2 separate regions of the Homo sapiens genome follow, and region 1 is linked to region 2. The links are chromatin contacts, found by Hi-C or POLR2A ChIA-PET in ENCODE. All regions are on one chromosome and are shown on one strand. Each heading gives the region's core, a stretch centred on a gene start or an enhancer-like site at or near the end of the contact. The rest is flanking DNA. Distances are from core to core; before and after follow the strand shown. Region 1 holds the start of SNRNP70 (small nuclear ribonucleoprotein U1 subunit 70). Region 2 holds the start of SPHK2 (sphingosine kinase 2).

What was found. A loop is a pair of places that touch in the nucleus more often than their neighbours do. ChIA-PET counts read pairs that join two places held with the same protein, here RNA polymerase II (POLR2A). Pooled maps may share reads with other maps.
Region 1: a map of CD4-positive, alpha-beta memory T cell shows a loop between it and region 2 (22-fold over the local background). The contact joins the promoter of SNRNP70 here to the promoter of SPHK2 in region 2. A Hi-C loop is called at or near these places in 1 of 168 maps with a recorded cell type or tissue (CD4-positive, alpha-beta memory T cell) and 12 of 50 pooled maps. POLR2A ChIA-PET finds 5 or more read pairs at or near these places in 2 of 52 experiments (activated B cell and activated CD4-positive, alpha-beta T cell).

Annotation. Positions count from the first base shown.
Region 1 is chr19:49,082,481-49,086,968 of GRCh38, forward strand. It overlaps SNRNP70 (small nuclear ribonucleoprotein U1 subunit 70), which reads left to right and starts at 2,971. Exons shown (of 10, transcript NM_003089.6): 1 at 2,971-3,156; 2 at 3,925-4,081. The coding sequence starts at 3,935. RefSeq lists enhancers at 2,647-2,716, 3,067-3,156.
Region 2 is chr19:48,618,256-48,623,418 of GRCh38, forward strand. It overlaps SPHK2 (sphingosine kinase 2), which reads left to right and starts at 1,251. Exons shown (of 7, transcript NM_020126.5): 1 at 1,251-1,288; 2 at 2,147-2,298. The coding sequence starts at 2,260. It overlaps RPL18 (ribosomal protein L18), which reads right to left and starts at 923. Exons shown (of 7, transcript NM_000979.4): 1 at 886-923. The coding sequence starts at 888. RefSeq lists enhancers at 1-394, 665-1,344, 1,505-1,594.

The DNA.
Region 1 (4,488 bases), core at 1,721-4,220, 470 kb after region 2:
TTAAAGTTTTTTTTTGTTTTTGTTTTTGTTTTGAGACAGAGTCTTTCTCTGTTGCTCAGGCTGGAGTGTAGTGGTGCAATCTTGGCTCACGACAACCTTCGCCTCCCGAGTTCAAGCAATTCTTCTGTCTCAGCCTCCTGAGTAGCTGGGATTACAGGCACCTGCCACCACACCTGGCTAATTTTTGTATTTTTAGTAGAGATGAGGTTTCACCATCTTGGCCAGGCTGGTCTTGAACTCCTGACCTCGTGATCCATCCACCTCGGCCTCCCAAAGTGCTGAGATGACAGGTGTGAGCCACTGTGCCAGGCTAGAGCTTTAAAGTTTAATGTCTTCTCTGCTGTGTTTCAGACTTCTGTTAAGCCTATTGTCCCTTTCCTTTGGCAGATTTCTCCCTTTTATTTTATTATTATTATTATTTTATTTTTATTGTTGTTGTTTTGAGACAAAGTCTCGCTCTGTTGCCACGCTGGAGTATAGTGGCACGATCCTGGCTCACCGCAACCTCTGCTTCCTGGGTTCAAGCAATTCTCCTGCCTCAGCCTCCCAAGTAGCTGGGACAACAGGCACGTGCCACCATACCCAGCTAATTTTTGTATTTTTAGTAGAGACAGGGTTTCACCATGTTGGCCAGGATGGTCTCGATCTCTTGACCTCATGATCTGCCTGCCTCAGCCTCCCAAAGTGCCAGGATTACAGGTGTGAGCCACCGTGCCCAGCCATCATTATTATTTTTTGAGATAGAGTCTTGCTCTGTCCAGGCTGGAGTGCAGTTGCACAGTCTCAGCTCACTGCAACCTCCACCTCCCAGATTCAAGCGATTCTCCTGCCTTAGCCTTCAAAGTAGCTGGGATTACAGGTGCATGCCACCATGTCCAGCTAATTTTTGTATTTTTAGTAGAGAAGGGGTTTCGCCATGTTGCCCAGGCTGGTCTTGAACTCCTGATCTCAGGGATCCTCCTACCTTGGCCTCCCAAAGTGCTGGGATTACAGGTGTGAGCCACCACACCCGGCCTATTTTATTTGTTTTTTTGAGACAGATTCTCACTCTGTTGCCCAGGCTGGAGTGCAGTCGTGCAATCTCTGCCTCCCGGGTTCAAGCAATTCTCCTGCCTCAGCTTCCCAGGTAGCTGGAATTACAGGTGCGTGCCACCACTCCCAGCTAATTTTTGTATTTTTAGTAGAGATGGGATTTCACCATGTTGGCCAGGCTGGTCTCGAACTCCTGACCTCAGGTGATCCGCCCACCTCGGCCTCCCAAAGTGCTGGGATTACAGGTGTGAGCCACCACACCCAGCCCTTTTCTTTCTTTTTTTTTTTTTTTTTTTGAGACGGAGTCTCGCTCTGTCGCCCAGGCTGGAGTCTAGTGGCACAATCTTGGCTCACTGCAGCCTCAACTTTCTCGGCTCAAACGATCCTCCCACTTCTTTTTTTTATTTGAGACGGAGTTTTGCTCTTGTCTCCCAGGCTGGAGTGCAATGGTGCCATCTTGGCTCACCACAACCTCTGCCTCCCAGGTTCAAGTGATTCTCCTGCCTCAGCCTCTCAAGTAGCTGGGATTATAGGCATGTGCCACCATGCCCAGCTAATTTTGTATTTTTAGTAGAGACGGGGTTTCTCCATGTTGATCAGTCTGGTCTCGAACTATTGACCTCAGGTGATCTGCCCGCCTTGGCCTCCCAAAGTGCTGGGATTACAGGCGTGAGCACTGCACTCGGCCTTTTTCTTGAAACATAAAATTAGTCATTTTAATTTGCAATAATTTCTGTAGTTATTAAACAGGCTATTGAATCCATCCACAAAACTTAAGATACAATACTTAAGAACAGGGCTCTAAATAACAAGTGCCAGCTCTCTGATCTCATGGCCAACAACCTGAGATTCCTGCCATCTGGTCTCAGTTCAGGACCTTTGCACTTACTGTTAAACACCGCCCCCCCGGCCCCACCCCAGATCTCGCTTCTATCTGTCCTTTATTCAAATGTTACCTCTTCAGAGGGGCCTTCCATTATCACCCTTTCTAAAACAGCCTCGCTCTCACTTCCCATCCCTTTATTCTGCTCCATCGTTCTTCATTATGCTGGCCACTATCTCAAATTATCTTTTATTATTTATTTATTTATTTACTTTTGAGACGGAGTCGCTCTGTCGCCCAGGCTGGAGTGCAATGGCACGACCTCGGCTCACTGCAACCTCCGCCTCCCGAGTTCAAGCGATTCTCCCGCCTCAGCCTCCAGAGTAACCGGGCTTACAGGCGCGCACGGCCACGCCCGGCTAATTTTTGTATTTTTAGTAGAGACGGGCTTTCACCATGTTGGTCAGGTTGGTCTCACACTCCTGACCTCAGGTGATCTGCCCGCCTCAGCCTCCCAAAAGTTCTGGGATTACAGGCGTGATCCACCGCGCCTGGCCTCAAATTATCTTTATTCAGTTAAATGCTTTTATTGTCTCTCCCAGTACAATGTAAGCCCTAGCAGCAGAAGACTTTGCTTTAATCACGTGCTGTACCCCCAAAGCCCAGACAGTGCCTAGCACACACGAGATGCTCGATGAATAGTTATTGATTGAATAGATTAGACATCAACGCAATCAGGCTGTTCACCTAGGGACTCTTTGCTAGGCGGCGGAGAGGTACGTTACAGTTCTCTACGCAAAACGCATGCGCGAAAGATCCGGGAAGTGTGATCGGAAAGGGGCGGAGCATCAGGGAGAGTCTCGCGGACATAGGCGGTTCGGCGCGGAAAGCGGGAGGTGGAGGGGCGGCTTGGGGCAAGCGCGCGCGCGCAGTGCAGAAGCCAGCCCCCCGCGGCTGAGGTACTCAAGGTGCCCAAAGGCGGGGTAGTGACCTCGCGCGTGCGCTGTGCCCGCGGCAGCGCCGGGTCCTAGTGTGTGGGTTGTTGTTGGCACCGCACGGCGCGTGCGCAGTGAGGACGGCGGAGGGATTTGCGGCCGGGACCCACCCCCTGCTCCAGTCGCTATCGGAGGCCGCGCGGGTGGCTGAGCAGCGGCCTGGTGCGCTCGCTTAGCGGGCGACGGAATCAGACGGACGTGGACGCCCCCGGAGTGGAAGCCGAAGCAGGAGTTGTTGTTGCTGAGGGGCTGCCGCAGCCGCCGCGAGCCTCCGGACAGACGCCAGAGCGAGGAGGGCGCTACGCGGTGAGTGAGTGTGACTGAGTGGCCCGACGGGGTGCGGGGCCGCTACCCAGAAGCCCCAGCGGTGGGCCCGGTCCTCTTCCCCGCGGCCAGGCCCCTTTCCCGCGTCCCCGCCACAGGTCCCTTCTGCATCCCTTTCCCGGACCCCGAAATCTCTGGGCACCCACGCCCGCTTCCCACAGCGCCCTCGTGGTTCCCTACCCACAGGCCCTTGCGGTGTGTGGCCTTTTTTCTTTTTCGTTTGTCTATGTTGTCCTGGACCCTTACCCATAATTCCTTTCGCTTTTTGCGGGGTCCAGGTCTGTTACCCACAAGCACTTGGTTTTGGGGCTTCGCTCCTTATGTTTCTCTTTCTTTGCTTGGAAACTTCCGATCCCCAGGACCCTGCAAACTGCATCTCGTAATTTGCCCTCCACGGCACGGGACGAGCAGCCACAGCTGCTCTGGGCCTCCCTCCTCGGGTCCTTGATTTCCCCAGAAATTCCCAGGGAACCTCTCCGCCCCACAGCTCGTGTCAGAGGACTCTGAGACTTCACTCTTCAGGAACCCTTTTCCAGCCGTTATTTTTGTTTTCTTTACCGGCCTTTCACCTCCACCCCCACCAAGACGTACCCTTTTCTCCGCAACACAGGACTGTTCTCTGCCCTTACAGAGCCTGTTTTAATTCCGAGACTTTTCTCCTGTCTTTCTTATTTTGAGAGTCAAGGAGTAACAGGGGCTTTCTCTGTGCAGACCCGATCTAACCTAAGGCTGTCCTGCTTCTGCTCTCAGACTTGGCAAGATGACCCAGTTCCTGCCGCCCAACCTTCTGGCCCTCTTTGCCCCCCGTGACCCTATTCCATACCTGCCACCCCTGGAGAAACTGCCACATGAAAAACACCACAATCAACCTTATTGTGGCATTGCGCCGTACATTCGAGAGTTTGAGGTGAGTTCACTGAGCAGGCCAGGAATGGTTTGGGTTCTGGGGAGCAACGGGTTGGATTTGCGAGTCCAGCTTCTGGCCATTTTGCCAGCTGCGTGATTTAAGCGAGGGGCTTAACCTTTGTGATCCTCAGTTTCTCTGTTTTAAATGGGGTTGGAGCCGGGTGTCGGGTGTGGTCGAGTGCGTCTGTAGTCTCAGCTACTCAGGAGGCTGAGGTGGGAGGATTGCTTGAGCCCAGGAGTCGGAGGCTGGAGTGCTTTGTGATTGTGCCACTATACTCCGGCCTGGGTGACAGAGCAGGACTTCGTCTCTCAAAAAAAAAATTTTTTTTTTAAGTGGGGTTGTGGCCCGGTACGGTGGCTCACGCCTGTAATCCCAGTACTTTGGGAGACCGAGGCAGGCGGATCACT
Region 2 (5,163 bases), core at 1-2,500:
CTAGCAATACTACTAGAACCACCTCTCCTACAGCATCAGTCAATCCAACAACCCTTACCAAATAGTGTCTTTTTAAAACATCGTTTTTAAAGTGGAGACAGGGTCTCACAATATTGGCCAGGCTGGTCTTGATCTCCTGGGCAAGGAATCCTCCCGCCTCGGCCTCCCAAAGTGCTAGGATAACAAGCGTGAGCCGCCTCGCCAGGCTCCTACCGCCCTGCTGCCTTTCTGAGCAACTTAAGTTTTTCAGACTGTGTTGACAATTACAAGAACTATTTAATAGCTCCACTTATGCAGCACTTACTGTGTGCAAAACCCCGTGATGAGCATCTCCTGTGAATTATTTCTTCCCAAATTCACAAACTTGTCAGATGAGATTACTGTGTACCCAACGAACAGCCAGACACTGGGGCAAAGGCTCAAAAACCATCACAAGGTGGGAAGGGGCCTGAGACTCAGAGACCTGCCTGGTCCCCAAATCCAGTTATTCGGCTCTCGATCCTCTCACCCGCCGCGGCCCCCATCGAACCCGACTTTTCATACTAGAAAGTGACAGGTCCAGATAAAGGCAGCAAAGCCAAATAACTAAGAGTGGCTGCGGGTCCAGCCACCTGGGTCGGAATCCTGGCTCTGCCACTTCCTGGCTTTGTAAACCCAGTCATATCAGCCTCCGAGTACCTCCACTTGGTCATCTACTAAGTGGGGGCGGTAGGCTATGACTGACCCATCCCTGCTTTCCTGGCCCCCAGAGTAGGTCCCCAGTATCGGGAATTGCTCCCTCCGGGCAGCCGCAGACCCCCTGCCGCCCTCCAGCGTGCCCCTAGCCCAAAACCACGGCGGATGGCAGCGGATTATCCAGCCCCGAACGCCGCAAAGCGAGCTCACCATGATGGCGCCTCCTGCTCGGCCAGGTCCGGAAAGAGAGAACGGGCTGGGGTGGGCGGGGAAAGCCTCAAGCGAGTGGCGCCGCCGTGACGTCACATGGGTGCGACGCGGCGCTCTACCACGATCCGGACTTCTCTGTGGTGAGTTGGACGACTGACTAGCCGGGCGATAACGGCAGAGAGCATAGAGCGCAGGAACAAGCGCAACGTCCAAGAGGGAAGGGCCAGCACGTCGGGGGCCTCTCTGGCCCTACCCAGGCCGTGTTCTCGATAGCTTTCCGGAAGAAAGGGATCTGGGAGCGAGATGCGTGTAGCTAGCACGATGCGTCGCGCGGTGACGCTCTGGCCCGACGCCGACGGCCTCTCAGTGGCTCCCGGAGGACCCGGCGGGCCCAGTGTTGGAGGTGAGGAGGCGGGGCTGGCAGGGCTAGTCGGGGCATCTGGAAATTTCCGACCCCACGCTTCGGGCGTTTCCTTATCAGGTTCACCGCTCCCTGATCTCGCGCTGCACTTCGTAGGCGCAGCCGCTGCTTGGGAAGTCCTACTTAAGGTCTAACCCGAGATGATCTTGCTGCACCTCAATCTATAGCATCCTGTATTCCCATCCTTTGAGTTCCGCTTCTCCTTCTCCCCCGGCCCCTAGATGGCCCTTCCCTGACCTAGAAAGAGGGAGACAGAGTTTCATAGGGGAGGCAAAATGGAGACTCCGTGGCTTGGGGGTGGGGGGAATGGAGGCCCAAAGGGTAGGAAGGAGACCTAGAAAGAGGGGTGAGATGGAGACCCAGGGAGAAGTAGTGGCAAAGAAAGATGGTGAGATGGGGCCTTGCAAGGCTATAACCAAATTCAAATCCTGGCTCTGCTAGTTACTAATGGGGTGATTGGGCAAGTCATTTAACCTCTCTGTGATCTTGGGAAAATCACTTAACTTCTTTGGGCCTTACTCTCCTTATGGACAAAAAGGGGATGACAACAGGCCTGGCACACAGGGGTGTTTTTCAGGATTATGAAAGTTAATAAAACTGCTGAGGTCAATATTTTGCACATAATAAGTGCTCAATAAAAATTAGCCTTCACTCCTATTATAGCATACATATTGTGTGCAACCAGATGGACTGGCTGGGGCAGTGATTAAAATGACTTATCTACTCTTCCCCCCACCCGCCAGGGAGGCCCCTGCCTCTTGGTTCTCAGGCACATTGAGCCTGGAAGGGCCTCCTGCAGTTGGCTGTCAATGCTGCTCCTCACTTACCTCTCCTCCACAGAGCTGAAGGTCAGGCCAGGACAGTGAGACCTGACTCCTTGCTCCTACCAGCCTACTATGGCTTAAGACCCAGGGCCAGGGTCCCGTTGATGTAACAGAGCAGAGGACCAGCAGATGAATGGACACCTTGAAGCAGAGGAGCAGCAGGACCAGGTAAGGGACCATCTAAAAGCCAAGATCCTCATACTGTGGAAAGACAAAATCTGAAGCTTTTCTTTAAAAAAAAAAAAAAAAAATTGGAGGCCAGGCGTGGTAGCTCAAGCTTGTAATCCCAGCACTCTGGGAGGCCAAGGCCTGCGGATCACCTGAGGCCAGGAGTTCGAGATCAGCCTGGCCAACATGGTGAAACCCCATCTCTACTAAAAATACAAAAATTAGCCAGGCATGGTGATGCGCACCTGTAATCCCAGCTACTCGGGAGACTGAGGCAGGAGAATCATTTGAACCCGGGAGGCAGAGGTTGCAGTGAGCCGAGATCGCGCTGCACTCCAGCCTGGGTGACAGAGTGAGACTCCGTCTCAAAAAAAAAAAAGAAAAAACAGGGTCTCACTCTTGCCCAGGCTGGAAAGCAGTGGCACAATCACAGCCTACTGCAGCTGCAACCTCCTGGGCTAAAGTGATCTTCCCACCTCAGCTTCCCAAGTAGCCTCCACCATGGCTGGCTAATTTTTTTATTTTTATTTATTTATTTATTTTGAGGTGGAGTTTCGCTCTTGTTGCCCAGGCTGGAGTGCAATGGCACGATCTTGGCTCACTGCAACCTCCGCCTCCCGGGTTCAAGCAGTTCTCCTGCCTCAACCTCCCAAGTAGCTGGGATTACAGGCATGCGCCACCACACCCAGCTACTTTTGTATTTTTCATAGAGATGAGGTTTCTCCATGTTGGTCAGGCTGGTCTCAAACTCCCGACCTCAGGTGATACGCCGGCCTCGGCCTCCCAAAGTGCTGGGATTACAGGCATGAGCCACTGCACCCGGCCAATTTTTTTATTTTTTCTAGAGACTAGGTCTCCCTCTGTTGCCCAGGCTGGTCTTGAACTCCTGAGCTCAAGGGATTCTCCCACCTCAGTCTCTCAAAGTGTTGAGCTTACAGGCATGAGCCACCGCGCCCAGCCTGGGAGCCCTTCCATAAGTGATTTCAGACCTTCTCTCCAGGCAGGTGTTCCAGTGGGATAATTTAGGAATCAGAGAAACTGAGGGGTTGAGGAGGATACTTATTATTTATTATTTAGGTGCACTGGCCCAGTCAGATTAACATCGAAAAAGACTGAGCACCGAACAAAGAGTCAAGTTACATTTTAAGTATTTCGTGGGGTAGGGGGAGATCTGTGCAGGGGGAAGCATATTATAGCAGCGAGAAACAAAGACAGTTATTCAATTGAGACATGCATTACATTATTTCTTACTTTTCAAGGAAAAACATGTTTTAGGACTTGAGTTTATCCTGTCTAGTGACCTTGCAGCTGCACAGTTAGAGAAACAGGGTCTTCACGATGCCTGGGAAAGGGAGTTAGATAAGGCTCACTAGCCACAAACAGAAAAACAGGCAGTTAATTTTTAAAGGACTCAATCTCGGGCCGGGCGCAGTGGCTCACGCCTGTAATCCCAGCACTTTGGGAGGCCGAGATGGGCGGATCACGAGGTCAGGAGATCGAGACCATCCTGGCTAACACGGTGAAACCCCGTCTCTACTAAAAATACAAAAAAAATTAGCCGGGCATGGTGGCGCGCGCCTGTAGTCCCAGCTACACACGGGAGGCTGAGGCAGGAGAATGGCGTGAACCCGGGAGGCGGAGCTTGCAGTGAGTCGAGATCGCGCCACTGCACTCCAGCCTGGGCGACAGAGCGAAACTCCGTCTCAAAAAAAAAAAAAATAAAAAAAAATAAAGGACTCAATCTCTTTCTCTTCCTCAGGGGGAATTGGGTTTTTTACATACAACTGAGTTTTTGCTTACACATTCTTTAATTTCTTTTAATTCCTGTTTCAGTGTGAATAGCTTTCTCCCTACTTCCCAGACAGGACAGCTGAGGCCAAGAATTCAGGGGCTTCCCAGCAGTCACACAGCAAGTGTGTGTGAGCTGCAGGGTCCTTTCTCCTTTTCCTCCTCCCTGTCCTCTCGTCTGTGTGACTTAGGCTCTATGTTTGAATCTCAGCTTCTTTGCCCAGTGTCTCTGCCTTTCCTTCTCCCAGGGCCCCAAGCTCAGTTGCTGTGCCCCAGTCTCAGTCTTACTGGGTTTCTGTTCCCCCTTCTCTCCGTGTCATTCCTTGGCACATACTATCTGGTGCTGTTGCTACTGTGGGTTGGATGCTAGGTACATGATTTGGCAATAAGCAAACTTCTTCCTACATTTGTCTCTCTTTTTTTTTTTTTTTTTTTTTTTTTTGAGACAGAGTCTTGGTCTGTTGCCCAGGCTGGAGTGCAGTGGCATCATCTCGGCTCACTGTAACCTCCGCCTCTTGGGTTCAAGCGATCTCCTGCCTCAGCCTCCTGAGTAGCTGGGATTACAGGTGCGTGCTACCACACCTGGCTAATTTTTGTATTTTTAGTAGAGATGGGGGTTTTGGACCAGTGAGGTGGCTCACGCCTGTAATCCCAGCACTTTGGGAGGCTGAGGCGGATGGATCACGAGGTCAGGAGATCCAGACTATCCTGGCTAACACGGTGAAACCCTGTCTCTACTAAAAATGTAAAAAATTAGCCGGACGTGGTGGCACGTGCCTCTAGTCCCAGCTACTCAGGAGGCTGAGGCAGGAGAATCGCTTGAACCAGGCAGGCGGTTCAGTGAGCCTAGATCGTGCCGCTGCACTCCAGCCTGGGTGACAGAGCCAGACTCCATCTCAAAAAAAAAAAAAAAAAAAGAGAGAGAGACGGGGGTTTCTCCATGTTGGTCAGGCTGGTCTCGGACTCCTGACCTGGCGATCCACCCGCCTCGGCCTCCCAGAGTGCTGGGATTACAGGCGTAAGCCACCACGCCTGGCCTACAGCCTACATTTGTCACTTTCTAGTGAGCTCTGTCCT